Linked DNA regions of Homo sapiens: region 2 is linked to region 1. Evidence: chromatin loops called from intact Hi-C (ENCODE). Cell type or tissue: endothelial cell of umbilical vein. All regions are shown on one strand. Each heading gives the region's core, and the rest is flanking DNA. Links, peaks and the distances in the headings are about the cores only. Region 1 has its middle 120 kb from the start of LINC02676. Region 2 overlaps LOC101928272 (a long non-coding RNA gene).

Region 1 (7,446 bases), core at 3,095-5,594:
CTGAAACAGCCATTTGTCTTTTAGTTAAAATGTAGCCTCATAAATACATGCATCTGTCCTGTGTATCTTTTTTTAAAAAAAAATCCCAAGAAGTATCATTTGTAAAATAGGTTTCATGATATGTATTACCATTCACCAAAGTATTTAAACGTTCTTTCTTTAGAAAGTAGAATCTTGCAGATTAGAATAACTGTGTTGAAAGGATAAGAAATACTCCTTCACAACTGAGGAGACATCCTGTTTCATCCTTGGGTTTTATATGATTTAATAGAGGTAATGCTGTCATGCAGATAGTACCTTTTAAATAACCTCATTTAAGACCTTGATGGGCCTTACGTAGTCATTTTCAGGGGGAATCAGTACTACATCCAATTCAGTCATATGTATTTTAAATATGGAATTCTTTTAGCTAAATATTCAAGGTTTGTGTTTGGCCAGAGACAATTTAAGTTAAATTTAGGAAATATCTTTGAAGAGTTTAATTTTCTCTTTCTCACCTTTAGTTATGTATTAATCACTAACCCTTGAATTGCTGGTGCGTTTAAGGAAGAATGTTACAGATGTGGGCCCAATGCAAGTGAAACTATTGCTACTCATAGCCTTAAAGACTGTCTTAATATGTACTTGTTTGAACTGCTTCCTCTCTACTGGACCAGTTTTTCCATCCTTTTCTGTTATCAGCTGAAGAAAGATCTATTTTTGAAATTTGTTCCCATAACTAAAATGTGGTGGATTAACTTTGGCCATGAAGCTAAGTATTGTGAAGACGGAGATGTAAAAGTCAACACTATTAAAATCAACCACTCTCTGGGGACCTATTCTCCTTTTGATAGACTCAGAGTGTTCATTAGTTCTTTTGAATTTCTATGGGAGATCTGTGGGCAGAACCAAACCAGGAAATAGTTGCCTCCTAACTTTGAAAATACCAGGGGACCACATCGACACTTTCCACTATGTCATTCTGCTGACCCTTGAGCTCTGCTTTTATCTTCCTTAAATGAATCATTCCACTGTGGTTTTAATTAAGAAAAATCATGTTGTGGGGAGTGAAATGATCTGGGAAGGATCAAGCCAAAATTTATACCTAACTGGCTATCTTACAAACACAATGGATTTTTTTCCTGCATAATTCATTCCTTAAATTTTAAAAAATACCCTTAAGGAGAGGGGGGAAACATCATTTTTACAAAAATATTTTAATTAAAATCTTAAAGTGTTCATTTATTAATTTTATCAGAGGTATATAATTAAGCAACTCACTGTAGGTAATTAACACTCTGGATTGTCTAACACTGTCTAAAGTCCCCTAATCATTTAAAAAAATAGTTTCGCTTCTTTTGAAGCTCCTGTTTTTGTTTCCTGGGTGCTGTGATGAAAACCAAACAGAGCTGATATTTTCTTAGAATAATAAGCAACTTAAAATTTAAAGTTGTTTTGTAACTGTAATGTCTTACCTGACTGTGATAGTCTAAAGCGATGGTTCTAGAAACTGAATTTGTGACTCTTAGAATTGTGCAGACTATTTTAAAGGCATGACAATATGTTGGAAAAAATGGTTATTTCCAGGGAGTTTCTTCAGATAAAAAAATGGTTTAAATATAGTAATAAGTGTAATAGAGGAATTTAGTAAAACTAACACTTTTTAACAGTTTAATAGTAAGAACTGAGTGAGCCCAAGAAACTGAACTGGAGTTGAAAACAAACTTGTTCAACAATAGAGAAGAAAGGAAAATGGAAGCAACAGAGAATGGAGCTGTCTTCATTGCATGATTAGAGTTAAATGCAAATATGTGATGTTTGGTTTAAATGAATTTAATTGATCCTATAAAATAGTCCAGACTTTAGATGCTACATCTTCTACTATTTCTGTAATAAGCCAGATATTGTTAAATGAACTTATGTCAATGTAACTGACTAATAGAAGCTAAGTTTATTTTGGGAGGACTAATATATTCAAGGAAATTTTTCATTATGTAAGCAAGTGATTTGAAGAGACTTAAAATGGCTTTCATGTTTATGTTTTATAAGTTAATATCAGCTCCTGAAAATACAAACCACAACTACATTTAACACCATGTATGTAAGCCTACTTTTTCTAAAAAGAAAAAAAAAATCTACCTGAAGTAAGTGGAAATTTACCTCTGGTGCACAATTCAGAATGGAATATTTTAAGGACATGATAATAATGTAGTTTTTATTTTTTTAACCAAACCATGAAAAATAAAGTCCTATTTTATAACTAGGCAGACTGAAACAATTTAAGATGCTTATTATTGGCTCATTAATTATTTATTTAATTCTATCTTTTGATCAGATATTCTCTACAAAGTACAATGGTAAGATGCTTGGGATGCAATGTAGAGAAAATTAAAATTGTGGGTGGGTAGGCAAATAGTGTAATATAATTCAGTGACATTTACGTTCATGAGTCCAGTTGGCAAAAGGCATCGTATTTTTCACTAAGTGTAGGAAGAATCATAGAGAGATTCTTAGAGATCACTGATTCCATTTACAGTGGCCATGTAAATTCCTTAAATTCAAATGCAGCCCTTTTAAGGCCCACAGGGACAAGACGTTGAGAGAAGAGAAACAGCCCTATCAGCCTCGAAGTGAACAGGAGAGTGCTCCCTGGCACAAGGTAGTGTCTGAACCTGGCCAGAGGAAAACTCAGCCCAGAAATGTGTACAGCGGGAAGGGGAGCACTGTGGGAGCGGCTCCTGGGGATGAGGTCTGCAGTGCATCTAAAGAGAGTGTTAAAAGTAGAGGGGAGAGTGTGCACTTGGTTGGAGAGCTGGGGTTAGTCTCAGACACTTACCAATTATTTGTTATTTGGCAAATGATGTAACCGAGACTCTGTCTTCTCATTTATATGATGAGGACTACAATCTCATGTTGGTTAAGAAAATCAAACGTGCACAAAGCTAGATGATGCCCCAAATGGACTGGACAGGTCCCACAAATAGGGTTTTAGATTTGATGAATCTCTCTTTACTAATTATTCACACACTTAAATACTAAAAACATTTTATGTTGATAGAATCTCCATGGAAAATTCATCTCTGGACACATCTTCAGGCCCTGGGGAGCTTTCAAGGGAACATTTAACTTTTCAAGTAGGCAAGGAGGATGATACAAAAGAAGTTTAATTCCTTTGAAAAATCTATGGGTAACGGATATTATTTGAATTACAATGAATGATCAAGAAATATTTCCTTCTGTCTATGTTTGTTTCTCCCCATTTTCATAGCATCTAAAATATTTGGTTAATACCATTTAAAAATATCTAATTTACCACAGAGGGTAAAAATCAACATATTGTATATCCTGGAGTATCTTTACCGTAATTTCCAGTATAAAGTAAAAGGTTAGCCAAGTACTAAGCCATTTGCTATAAAATTTTTAAAGTCCTCTACAACTGAAAAAATTGTTTCCATTTCCTTATGGAAAAAGAGCTTCAGAATGATCAGAATGACTTCTCCATGGAAATTAATATACAATAAAATCTATTTTTTCTCCTTTAAATGAAATTGCTTCCTAGTTTCCAATGGCTAGCTCCACAAAAAAATTACTTGCTCCAGTATAAAAATGAATATTATTGGGTAGCATCTGGAATTCTAGCAATTGAATTCAAGTATACCTCATCCTTAAGGTCTCAAGCTACATTGGATTATTATAAATAACACACTAGTAAAATATCCTGATGTTGGTTTTTTGATTGTGTTTTTGTTCTTTGAAAACATTGAATTAGCCAAAATTGACTTTTCAATTTCGAAAGAAAAAGTGCTTAGAAAGTACTTTTTGTCCTCTTTTTTTTCCATTTTTTTTCTTTGTTTCTGGGAATCTAAACCAAACAAATCATGATAATTTCAGAAGAGATTAACTTGATTTTTTTCCTTCATCGGCAGCAGACTCTGACTTACCCACCTTTCCCACTATTTCTTTGAGTAAGGATTTGAACAATTTAAGCCTTCACATTTGGAATTTTATCTCTTTTAATCTTTGTAAATATTATGAGTAAAAATCAGGAAATGCCTCACTGGTACCCTTGGTTTCTCAGACAACTCACTGATTTATGGTCTTGAGACCATAAACTCATTTTCCTTATATGAATGACATTTCCACATCCACAACAATACCACCAAATATATGTATCTAGTTCTTACTAACTGCAAATCCTCAAAGTGAACTGCATGCATTTTAATGTTGCGTAGTTTGCTGATTTATGATTTCCCTTAATGTACATAGTTCACATTTTTTGGAAGAATTCCACAAAAGAAGAAGAAAAGGAAATCTAATCTAAAAATACTATTTTGGAGGGGATAGCAGATTGAAAATGAGAATTTTGAAAGTTTCAATACCAGTGGGGAAAGCATTTGCTAGAGTTTAGAAGGACAGCATATGGTACTTACAGGGGACCGCCAGGGGCCTCGAGAATCGGTATCCTGAGTCCTCTTGAAGAGCAGTAGAGGTTGTTTCATTAAGTGCAAACACATTGTTCTTAATTTGAAAACTGTGGGCAGAAACAGAAGCCCGAGACTAATTTTTCCATTGCTAACTCTAGATTCTCGGCCACTGGAGTCTGAAGATACTCTCTTTGAGAATGCATATTATTTTGCTCACAGCTAAAACATTTAAGTATCATAGCTGATCAGTGGAGTGAGATTAAAAGGTTTCTTTTTTGAATCATCAGCTAGAGATGTACAAGGGAGACAGCATGCAGGGTGTGTTCAGAAGAGCTTGCTGAGGTGCTCGGCTCTTAGCATTAAAAATGTGATGTTGGTATATCATCCTGATAGAAAACACTGCTTTCCAAATCCTAGTCACTGGATGGGAGGAAAGTAAGAACAGATTCTGCCAACCACTACTGATTTGTTATAATTCTCCCCATTGAAATTGGGACAAAATTTGTAACATGCTACTCTGAAATTGATCACATTCTCAATTCTGTCAATAGCAGAGAATTTAGCCTCAACACCACCAATTCAAAATAGTTTAGGTCTTGCCCCTGCCTGATTATGTAACAGAAAAGCATAAAGTTTGCAGGGTGGAGCGGGAGGATTTTTCTAGGAAACTTCCTTCTCTTCCATTAACGTGTGAATGAGTAAGGACAGTTAATCTCCGCTTCTGATATAAATATTAGGGGTAGAGGCTGAGTAGAAGACCCTCTTTTTGTTTTCAGTAGCTCATTCTCATTCACCAATGATAAGGGAGACTTGGCTCTCAACTATAAGTGTACACATGTACATCTTTAGAGAGTAGAGATACATCTGCATATAAAAAAAAAATCTGCCGTAAGTGATAGAGTTGAAAATAATGTCCTACATACCAGAATGTTCTTCTGAATTAGGCATCATGTAGGTATTCAGCATTCTTTCCATTTCCAAATTGCTCCCACTCCCTGTTTTTTCATCATCCCCTTTTTCCTCATTAGCTCATTGGAAATAAAGATTTTTATTTTATTTCATTTTTTTTTTCTGCAGAGAAGCACATATGTATGAGATTTAGGCAATGATTTCTCAAGGAAAAAATGTTTTAAAAGTACAGCATGGCTGGTGGTTTCAAAAAACGTAGTCATTCTTCTCACTGCAACAATGTAAGATAAGCAGGGTAGATCTGTTATTTCCAAATTAAAGGTGATTAAGATATATGGAGAGAGAACATGGCATGTGAGGTTTATAGGGCTAGAAACTGCAGAACCATGTAGAACCCACATTTAACTACAGTACAGCAATGGCACACTCTATCCTAATAATGACATCCTGTATAATTTAGTATGCTCTGTATCTCACTTTAAATGTAGCATTAAGGATGAAGCAGTAGAAAATGAACGCCGGGCCTTTTAATAATGAGGCTCAGGTTTGCTATCTTAATTTCAGGAATTAGGAATGGGAGGGATGCTAAGGAGACTGTTTAAATTTTTAAAAAGTTCTCTCTATGCCTGATACAGATGCAAATTGCTTGCTCATTACATTCTTTCAGCCTTTTTAAACAAGTTTGCTAAAACAATCATTCTCTGGCATTAAGACAGCTTACCTGCCAAGCTTGACATTTCTATAACCAAATCAATATTTCAATAGTCTCCAACTATAAATCTGATGTTGATTTGAATTCTAGGGAGTAATGAATGATCCAATTAGAAAACAAACAAAAAAGTAAAAAAAAATATAATTAGAGTGTTTATTCTTCCTTGATGATAAGGAGCCCTTGACAAGACAGAATGCTGTTGCCAGCAAGCCTCCTTCTTTACGTGTAATCGATCTTGGAAGTTAAAGGTTTGTTTGCATTTTTAACATTGAGAGTTAAATATATTCCTTTGATTGAGCTGTTAAGTGGCAGCTCAACTACCCCGGAGTTTATTATTCCTTTGTGTCTGAAATGTGCAGGAATTTTCTGCTACCTGAGATACACTTACAGATGAACATAGACATGGTAAAAAAAAAAAAAAAAAAAAAAAAAAAGTACTCAATGCATTCTCTGCTATATAGGAGGACCCTTGAAAGGTCTGTTGAGTGAATAGTAAATGTTGCTGCATTTCTTTTACTTTTACAGGTTTCCTTTGGGGAGTCTAGAATTTGATAAACAATCCGACCCATTGTGTTGATTGTTTACCTAATATGATCAAAACTCTTTTCGAGACAAGCCAGATTGAGATTCCAACAGGTTTGGTCTATTAAGGACAAATGATTGGATAAACAGGTTTCTCTCTCTCTCTCTCTCCCTCTTTCTCTCTCTCTCATACACACACACACACACACACACACACACACACACATTTATTTATTTAAAATTTATTTATAATGCTAAGAATAAAGTGATAAATGCTCAGGAGATGTCACAGTGCATTATTTACATTAATTCCTTCCTTGCTGGATGAACCAGCAATTCCCATGAAAGAGCTGAACCTAGAAGGCTCATGACAATGTGGTTGTGCTGAGAGAAAAATGCTGATTCACAAGTATGAGGAAGAGCAGAAGATAGGAATGGGTCCCCAGTGGGTCCTGCAATGATAAGACCTAGCTTGCCTGGGACATTAGGGGAATGAGATGACATTATTCAAAGACATTATGGATGCTAGGGTAAAGAGTTTTATTACATACGCAGTGGGATATCACTGAAGGTTTTGAGCAAGGGCTCAGAATTTAAATTTTGAAAATTTGCAACATGTTGTGACCAACTGGAGCTAAGGGATGATTGAAATAAGAGAAATGGTTGACACACGTGGAAAAACCAGGGTCACAGCGTTGAAAGGTCTGGACTGGGGAAGCTGCAGTAAATGTGCGAAAGAGACAGGTGCAGAAAATAAATTGGGTCTAGAATTAAAATGACTCCCATTTACCTGACAAACATACTTCATTTTTAACATAATTCTAAGGATGCTACAAGGAGCTAAGGACATTTGTACAAAGGACATTATATTTGTAAATATATAATAGTAGTATTTTCTCA
Region 2 (2,500 bases), core at 1-2,500, 190 kb after region 1:
TGCTTGCCAAAGTTTTTATATGTTAAAATAGTAATAAGGAGTTATAGATAAATGTGTTTCCTGAACTAAGGATAATTAAATTTATCAATTTTTTTTATTTCATATATTTACACAAATTTTCTCCCTCTTTATTTTACCTTAAAAATGTGATCATTTTACCCCACTCATGTTTCCCATCCATATAACTAAGCAAAGTTATTTGGCATTAAATCCTTCCTTCTCTGAACAGAAGTGATTCATTGTTCCAGATAATATCTAACACCTTCATAATTATCATTAATCTTTGAATTAATACAAATTTAGATATTTATATATTTTAACACCACACAAAATTCGTTGTAAAAACCTTTAGCTTCTTTAGTATACCTAAAATAATGTTTTCAAAGGTTTTTTCCTTACTGTAAGTTTAAAACCAATTCACTGTGGAAAACTAAACTGTCATCAGCTAATTGTCTCAACTACAAACATTTATTTGAAGTGTGTATACATGTCAGAATGTGTGTGTGTATAGCTTGTGAGAACAAGTGATTTAGACTATAAAATGCTGAAAAGAGTGAAGGCTATTCTTGCTATATGGTAGAAAGTGAATTCATAACAAGTATATTTTTGAGATGTTGGTCCTGTGCAAGCTTAACATCATTCAGCAGCGGAAAGGAATCTGGTGCCCTATTTGTACTTCCATCTCACCTCCTATTCACTTTCTTTGTAACCTTTTTTCTTCTTATGAACTTGGCATTCTATTGAACATCAGGTTCCCAAAGAGTAATAGCAAATAAGGAAGCTTTATGGGCTGCCTTAGCATCGGGTGCACCAGAAGACGACAGATCCCAAAGGAATGCGAGATGTGTGCTGGAGACTCACCCCAGCGTATTTACACTTTGATGGTCCTGAGAAACTTAGGACCCAAGGGTTGTGGCGCTAAATCTCATCAAAGGTACCATGCACATTTTAGAGACAAAAGCTGGCATTGCCATCCAGTGGCGACATCCGGTATTGCATGTTCAACCAAACCCCGTTTGTTTTGCTTGGACACCGTGTCCTACATAGAAAATAAAATACAATGACTTTGTTTATTTTCTCTTCTATCTTAACAATTCAATGTATGTAATAAGCAAGCAGAAGTAGTTGTTAAAGTATCTTTCATTTTAAGTTAGTTTTACTATTTCCCCTCTAGGTTTGGATGTAGCGTGTGTAGAATGAACAAATGTGTAGGCAAAATAAAAATTTACTAATATTTTTGAACGAAGATTTAAAGTACTTAAAATGGACTCCAAATGAGCAACTCTTTATAAGATCAGGGAATTTCTAGTGATTAAAAATCGCAATGGTTCGGCCCATTTATTTTAATAGCATTACTATTAACTCAAAGATGTATTGATATGGACTCACACCAAGGTTGTGATTATACCAACCTAAGCTCTCCAACTTAGAGTACCTGGTGCAGTTCACATGTGTGTGTTTAATAAACGCATGAACTAAGAAAGAAGAACATGGAGAGATTTTTCCTGTTGTCAGTTTGATGTTGAAGGGCACATTGTTTTTCTATTATGTTGCTGATTTCTGTATTTATTCCACATATATCAGAAACATTTCTCCCACCTTCTGGGTAAATTGCAATGGAGGTCTCACCCAGAACATTTAGGTTTGAATTGGTTAACAATTCAAGCAGCCCTACCTTTTCAGCACTTTTTATTTTTTAAAAAAAATAGCATTTTGTTTTTCCTTCAAACCTCACATCTTCCAAGCCCTTCAAAGAGCTGTACTGATGAATGCATGTTTCTAATAGACTTCAAGAGGGTTATCCTGGACGCCTGGTATAAGTTCAGGGGTCCCCTCCCCCTTTATTTACCTGTTATGTGTCATTAGCTCCTGCTTTTTTTTAATGTTACAAACTCTGTGTACTTTTTGTAGGCATTGGTTTTCAATGCTGCGTTGCCATTTGGTTTTCATTCATAGGAGAAGTTTAAAAGGAGAAATGAGATCTTACATGAAAGATTGTGCTCAGCACTTTTTATTTGGCAGGGGAAAATATGAGTGGAGTTATTTCACCTAAGACATAGAATTATTTTGTTACGTGAAAGACATTATTTATATTTTCTTATGTTAATACAAATATATAACGCATTCAAGGTAATCCACAAAGCTAAAATGAAAATCCAGTTATCTGAGATTTGTTTCCTTGGCATACGTACTAACCAGTCTATAGGGGGCCTTTGGCACATAAATGTTCATTTACTTTGAGCTTAGTGGCATCAGCCATTTTTAACAAACCATAAACTGCTAACAAGCTTCAACATAAAGAAGAAACATATAAAGACAATATGGATAAGATATGTAAATAGTAACACCCTGACTTACAATGACTTTTTTATTTGAAATAACTTTTATTAAGCAGAGTGAACTGAATGGATCATTTTCATGTATATTCACCCATTAAAATAATTTAAATATTTTCTTTAAAAAGAAAAAAATTGGTATTTGTTACCTTTCTGTTTTTCTG

Evidence for each region. A loop is a pair of places that touch in the nucleus more often than their neighbours do. Peaks named below come from ENCODE experiments on the same cell type or tissue, not always from the same donor. Only the 100,000 strongest peaks of a DNase experiment are listed, where the experiment ranks them.
Region 2: it touches region 1 in a loop (4-fold over the local background); 4 of 110 quality-filtered maps call a loop at or near these places.

What each region holds. Positions count from the first base shown.
Region 1 is chr10:9,014,288-9,021,733 of GRCh38, forward strand. No RefSeq gene overlaps it. Among named protein-coding and RNA genes, the nearest start is that of LINC02676, 120 kb to the left of the region's middle. In endothelial cell of umbilical vein, for the core only: no CTCF peak of the experiment used is centred there; a DNase peak (open chromatin) is centred at 4,084; H3K27ac peaks cover 1,310 bases.
Region 2 is chr10:9,208,413-9,210,912 of GRCh38, forward strand. All of the region lies in intron 4 of LOC101928272 (a long non-coding RNA gene), which reads right to left. Among named protein-coding and RNA genes, the nearest start is that of LINC00709, 66 kb to the right of the region's middle. In endothelial cell of umbilical vein, for the core only: a CTCF peak has its summit at 976 (motif pointing left); a DNase peak (open chromatin) is centred at 979.